Linked DNA regions of Homo sapiens: region 1 is linked to region 2. The links are chromatin loops, found by intact Hi-C in ENCODE. Cell type or tissue: tibial artery. All regions are shown on one strand. Links, peaks and the distances in the headings refer to the core of each region. The heading gives the core; the rest is flanking DNA. Region 1 has its middle 7.5 kb from the start of SKP1. Region 2 has its middle 64 kb from the start of PPP2CA-DT.

What was found. Hi-C counts contacts between places; a loop is a spot of excess contacts. Peaks named below come from ENCODE experiments on the same cell type or tissue, not always from the same donor. Only the 100,000 strongest peaks of a DNase experiment are listed, where the experiment ranks them.
Region 1: it touches region 2 in a loop (11-fold over the local background); 108 of 110 quality-filtered maps call a loop at or near these places.

Annotation. Positions count from the first base shown.
Region 1 is chr5:134,183,016-134,185,929 of GRCh38, forward strand. No RefSeq gene overlaps it. Among named protein-coding and RNA genes, the nearest start is that of SKP1, 7.5 kb to the left of the region's middle. In tibial artery, for the core only: a CTCF peak has its summit at 1,330 (motif pointing right); a DNase peak (open chromatin) is centred at 1,318.
Region 2 is chr5:134,288,467-134,291,380 of GRCh38, forward strand. It overlaps a transcript of CDKL3 not described here. Among named protein-coding and RNA genes, the nearest start is that of PPP2CA-DT, 64 kb to the left of the region's middle. In tibial artery, for the core only: a CTCF peak has its summit at 1,238 (motif pointing left); no DNase peak of the experiment used is centred there.

The sequences.
Region 1 (2,914 bases), core at 230-2,729, 110 kb before region 2:
GAACTACAATTATGTTTGTATACTTTACTGCATGTAAATCATAACTCAGCAGAAAAGAGGGAGAAAGTTCGGGCATGGTGGCTCATGCCTGTAATCCCAGCACCTTGGGAGGCCAAGGTGGGCAGATCATCTGAGGTCAGGAGTTCGAGACCAACCTGGCCAACATGGTGAAACTCCCGTCTCTACAAAAATACAAAAAAAAATTAGCTAGGTATGATGGCAGGTGCCTGTAATCCCAGCTACTCGGGAGGCTAAGGCAGGAGAATCGCTTGAACCTGGGAGGCGGAGGTTGCAGTGAGCTGACATTGTGCCATTGCACTCTAGCCTGGGCGACAGAGCAAGACTCTGTTTCAAAAAAAAAAAGCGAGGAGGGAGTGACAATGTGTGAATGCATGTAACATTCTTAACATGATGCCAGTGTCAATTCCTGAAGGAAGTCTGAGCCCCTGGAGCCTTTCCTTCACATGGCTTCCCAACCCTTCAGAGCCAAGGCTGGAGGAATACAGGAGATGTTGGGAGGGAAGGTGAGGAATTTCTGCAAGGCCACAGGGAGGACTTACCTGCCCATGGGCCAAGAGTTCAACTAAGACCTTGGACAAAGCTACAGAAAGTTACAGCTTCCTTTCCTCTATCTGAGCCAGCCAGTGCAATACCTTCCCTGGTGGACTATGAACCTGCCCTTGGGAAGCTGCTGTGGAATCTCTAGGCAGAAGTGACATCTACACCTAAGTGGTGGAGGAAAACATTTCTTGACCCACATCTGTACCCTGCACCATCAGATTTCAGGAACCCCAGACTGCCTTGGGTCTAGGGTAGGTTGGAGAGTCTTGGCAAGCCAAAGTGGGCCTACCCATGAAGGAGGGACTGAACAGTAATCCTGCCCAAATCAGCAAGCCCATAAGCATAGCCACTAACATTCCTGGAGCATGGGCCTGCCAGATTACCGAGCTAAGCTCTTTCTTTATAATGTTTTAATCTCACAGCAACCCTAGGAGGTGGTTACTATTATAATCTGCATTTTACAGGAGAGATGCCAAGGCTGAGATGGGTTAAGTAATCAGCCCCAGGCCATAGAGCAGGAAAATGGGGAGGTGGGATTTGAACCTAGGTCTGGCTAACTCACCACAGATGAGTCTGACTTCACGGAAGAGCATGAGCTACACCCACCTCTCTCCAAGGAGAGAAGACCATAGGAGTGCACAGTGCCCCCCATGTGCTCAGAGTTGCCATGCTGGGCCCAAGCTAAGGCAGTGACAGGGACGGGATTGCTCTAGAGTCCGTCTGGTCCAGGTCAACCCCCAAGAACTACCAGTACTGACTGGCTCTGACCAACAGATGGCACCAGAGAGCCAGGTGGCTGTCCCAAGGGTGCATCTTCACTGAGCCTGCCCTCTTCCAGGCTTGCCCTCTGGCCCCTCCAAAGGTTGCCCTCTCTCCCCTCCAGGACGCAGACTCCTGTCCAGAAACCCAGTCTGGCCACCAGAGGCTGAATGCCAGTGCAACTTAATCCCATGTCCACAGCGTGACCATGGAAGTAGCCCCCAGCCATCTGGGTCACAGTGTCCCTCTGTGAAATGTAGAGTTTGACAGAGACCTGTGAAATGCAGGACCTGGTAGCAGGGCCAGAAAGACTCAGTTAGGAGCAGAGCAGTGCAGTACAATGCAGCGAGGACTCCTTCACAGATGAGAAAACAATGACAGGCATCACCTATCATCACCGGCTAAGTCTCCCTACCCCTCTGCCCAGAGGACCCCAGCACCAATATGTCGTCTGGAGCCAGCACACTGGGGCAAAGACTACCAGAGAGAAATTGCAATTTAAAAACTCTGCAAAGCCCAGCCAGTCAGCCACCCATGGAGCTCCAGGCAGGCCGACTTGCTGAACATCCCAGGAGCTAGACTGGGATCATCAGTGAGGTAGTCAAGTATGACGTGGGTATGTCTTGCAAGCCAAGTGCCTGACTGTTAACTGCGCAGTCAGGAAGGCCTGTCTGCCAAGGGACTACTGAGTGGCAGGGATTTCTCCAGGAAAATCTCTGAGTCTAGGCCCAGCAAGCTGCTGATATAGACCATGCCAGTCAGTCATTCAGTGAATATTTGTTTACCACCCTCTCCCCATCATGTTGCAGACAGTGGTAAAGAAGAGAAGGATTTTTGCCTTCAGGGAGCTTACCATCTAGTGGGTTCAATGTGATAAGCACAAATAAGAGAATGTTAGGTGGATAAATACTGAGAAGAAAACAAAGTGGGGTTATAAAGGGAGAAGAGGGCAATACATTTAAGCAGAAACCTGCATAAGAAGGCCCCAGCCACAGAAAGAGATGGAAAAAGTGTCTCTAAAAATGAGTTTGGTATGTCCCAGGAACAGTATGGCTAATATGGTTAGAGATTAATGAATGGGGGGAGAGTGAAAACAGATGAGGGCAGAAGAGCAGGTAAGGACCAAATCATGAAAAGCTCTGTGAAGAAAGTGGAATTTCATCCCATTTTCTTTTCTTTTTTTTTTTTTTTTTTAAGATGGAGTCTCATTCTCTTGCCCAGGCTGGAGTGCAGTGGTGTCTCGGCTCACTGCAACCTCTGGCTCCGGGGTTCAAGCGATTCTTCTGCCTCAGCCTCCTGAGTAGCTGGGATTACAGGCGCCCACCACCATGCCCGGCTAATTTTTGTATTTTTAGTAGAGACGGGGTTTCACCATGTTGGCCAGGCTGGTCTCGAACTCCTGACCTCAAGTGATCCACCCACCTCAGCCTCCCAAAGTGCTAGGATTACAGGCGTGATTACAGCCGCTGGCCACTTCATCCCATTTTCATTAAGTAGCCTCAGGTGATGGAAGGTAAGCAGCATGTGGCAGGATCCGCTTTACAGTATAGAAAGAGCGCTCTTGTGATTGTGTGAGTGGATTGTAGTGGGTGGA
Region 2 (2,914 bases), core at 110-2,609:
TATGCCTGCAGAACAGATAACTCATGCCAACTTTATGTCTAAATAAATGGTGACCAGTGCACAGATACCCTAGGAGTTTCACAGGCAGTATGCAACAAGAGTAGAGGACACTTTCAGACCTAATTTATTCCCAAAGGGAATTAAGTCAGGATAAACTCAGATAACTCGCATAACAAAACTTAAAGACCATAATTCTTCATCCTTGAAGAAGACACAGAGACCCAGTGAACTACTAAATTTCATCACTACAAACCCACTGTGTCCTGTGTGTGTTAAACCTTGAGTCCTCACAATATCTCTAGGATAAGCTATTTTGTCCCCATTATCCAGCTGGGAAAACTGAGGCAGCAAAGCACCAAACAGGTTTCCAATGAAGAGGTGATAAAAGCATCTGCCTTCTAACTCAGGTAATCTGATACTAATCTGGACTCTCATAATATGTGACTTTAAATAAAAATGGAATGTTTGTTCAATAAACTTTTTTTTTTTTTAAAGAACCAGCCTGGCCAATATAGTGAGGCCCTGTCTGTATGAAAAATTTAAAAATGAGCCCAGCATGGTGGTGAACACCTGTACTCCCAACTATTCAGGAGGCTGAGGCAAGAGGATTGCTTGAGCCCAGGAATTTGAGGCTGCAGTAAGTTATGATCATGTTACTGTAGTTCAGCCTAGACAGCAGAGCAAGACCCTGTCTCATAAAAAAAAAAAAAAAAAAAAAGGAAAGAAAAAGAAAAGAAAAAATCCCCAGGAGTTTGCAGGTACACTTTCAATAAATATTCTGATACCATCACATTTTCTGTTTGAAGAATAGAGAGAAATTAAAGAAACCAATTTTCCAAACTCAACAACAATCCAAGGAATCCAACAATATTGATGGCAGAATTATTATATAATAAATCCTGTTGTTAAAGTAATTTCATGAGGCATCAGATGCTTTTAACATTATAATAATACTGTTCAATGTAATAATGAGTAGCCACAAAGAAATTACTCAGAGATGCCCAAGAGTAAATGTTGCCTGAAATGTGTATAATCTAGGTCTTGGTTTGAAATGTCCTGAGACTTTGGAGGAAACCAAATTCCTAGCTTGCACTTTTGTTGCATTTCTCATCTAGGGGATTTAGACCAAAAAGCACAGCTGTATTAGCACCCCATCTTCATACATTAGTTCGTCCAACAGGAGACCAAATGGCTTGTCCTCTGTTAGGGTCAGAGGGTGACTCCAGCTCTTGAAAATGCTGGACTGTGGGCTCCCTCTGGAGGAGACTATGATAATCTGACTTCGAAGAGAATTTCAGGATCATCCTCACTCTCTTGAGCAAGAGGGGCATACAGACCATGTAACAGCTACTGGAAACAATCAATACAAAGTACTGTTATCCAGAAAATGAAATTAATACTAACATGATACACAGTGCATATTCTACCCCACCGGTAAAATTATATTTCATTCTTCTGTTTTTTTTCCTCAAGTGACTTACTATGTGGAGTGCTTAATAAATCCATTCATTCGTCACAGAGCAAATGTTAATGTGTGCCAATATATGTTATGCATTGTTCTAAGCATGGAGAATACAGCAGTGAACAAGACGTTAAAACTTTGCCTTGGCCAGGCGCAGTGGCTCACACCCGTAATCCCAGCACTTTGGGAGGCTGAGGCAGGCAAATCACAAGGTCAAGAAATCAAGACCCTCCTGGCCAACATGGTGAAACCCCATCTCTACTAAAAATACAAAAATTAGCTGGGCATGGTGGCACATGCCTGTAATCCCAGGTACTCGGGAGACTGAGGCAGGAGAATCTCTTGAACCAGGGAGTCGGGAAGTTGCAGTGAGCCGAGATTGCGCCACTGTACTACAGACTGGTGACAGAGTGAGACTCTGTCTCAAAAAAAAAAAAAAAAAAAAAAAAAGGGTTTGTCTTGAACTGGAAGGAGGTGAAGAAAGAAATCGTGTAGATGCATGAGGAAAGAGATTTTCTAGGCAAAGGAAACAGCAAGAGCAAAGTTTCTAAGGCAGAAGCATAACCATTGTGCTGCAGGAATTGCAAAGGGGCCAGTGGGCCTGGAACAGAATGAGCAATAGGGAGGAAAATAATCAATGGTGTCAAAGAAGGGGAGAGGCATACTGTGTAGGGCTGTGTAAGTTATTGTGATGTCTGTGGCTTTTACTCTGAGTGAAGTGGGAAGCCATGAGGGTTTTGGGCAGAGCAATGACATCATCTGATTTAAGTTTTTTTTTTTAATTTTTTTGTAGAGATGGGGTCTTGCTATATTGCCCAGGCTGATCTCAAACTCCTGGCCTCAAGGGATCCTCTTACCTCAGCCTCCCAAAGTGTTGGGATTATAAGTGTGAGCCACCACACACAATCTGACTTAAGTTTTATTAAGAACACCCAGGCAGTGCATTGAAACTGAAGAAACTGAAGAACAAGAAACTGAAGGTTGAACAGAGGTGAAGGCAGGAGATCAGTTAGGAGACTTCTACAAAATCCAGACAAGAGATGTTGTGAATAGCAGTGAAGGGGTATAAGGTGGTCAAATCCTGGAAATATTTTGAAAATAGAGCTGAAAGGATGATGTAGGGTATAAGAAAAAGAGAGGAGTTGAGGATTACTCCAAGATTTTTCTCTTGAGCAATTAGAAGAATGGAGTTACCCTTAACTAACATGCAGAAAACACTCAAGGAAGCATATGGAGTGAGGAAGAGATCAGGACTTTAATTTTGGATATGTTAAGTTTGAGATACCTATTATATATTTTAATATAGCTGTTGAATGGGTAATTGGAAATCTGAGTTTGGAGTTTGTGGGTGAAGTCCAGGCTGGAAGGAGAGATTTCAGAATCATCAGCATATAAATGGTATTCAAGGTTATGTGTCTGGATAAAATTACCTGGGGAGTATAGACAAAAAAG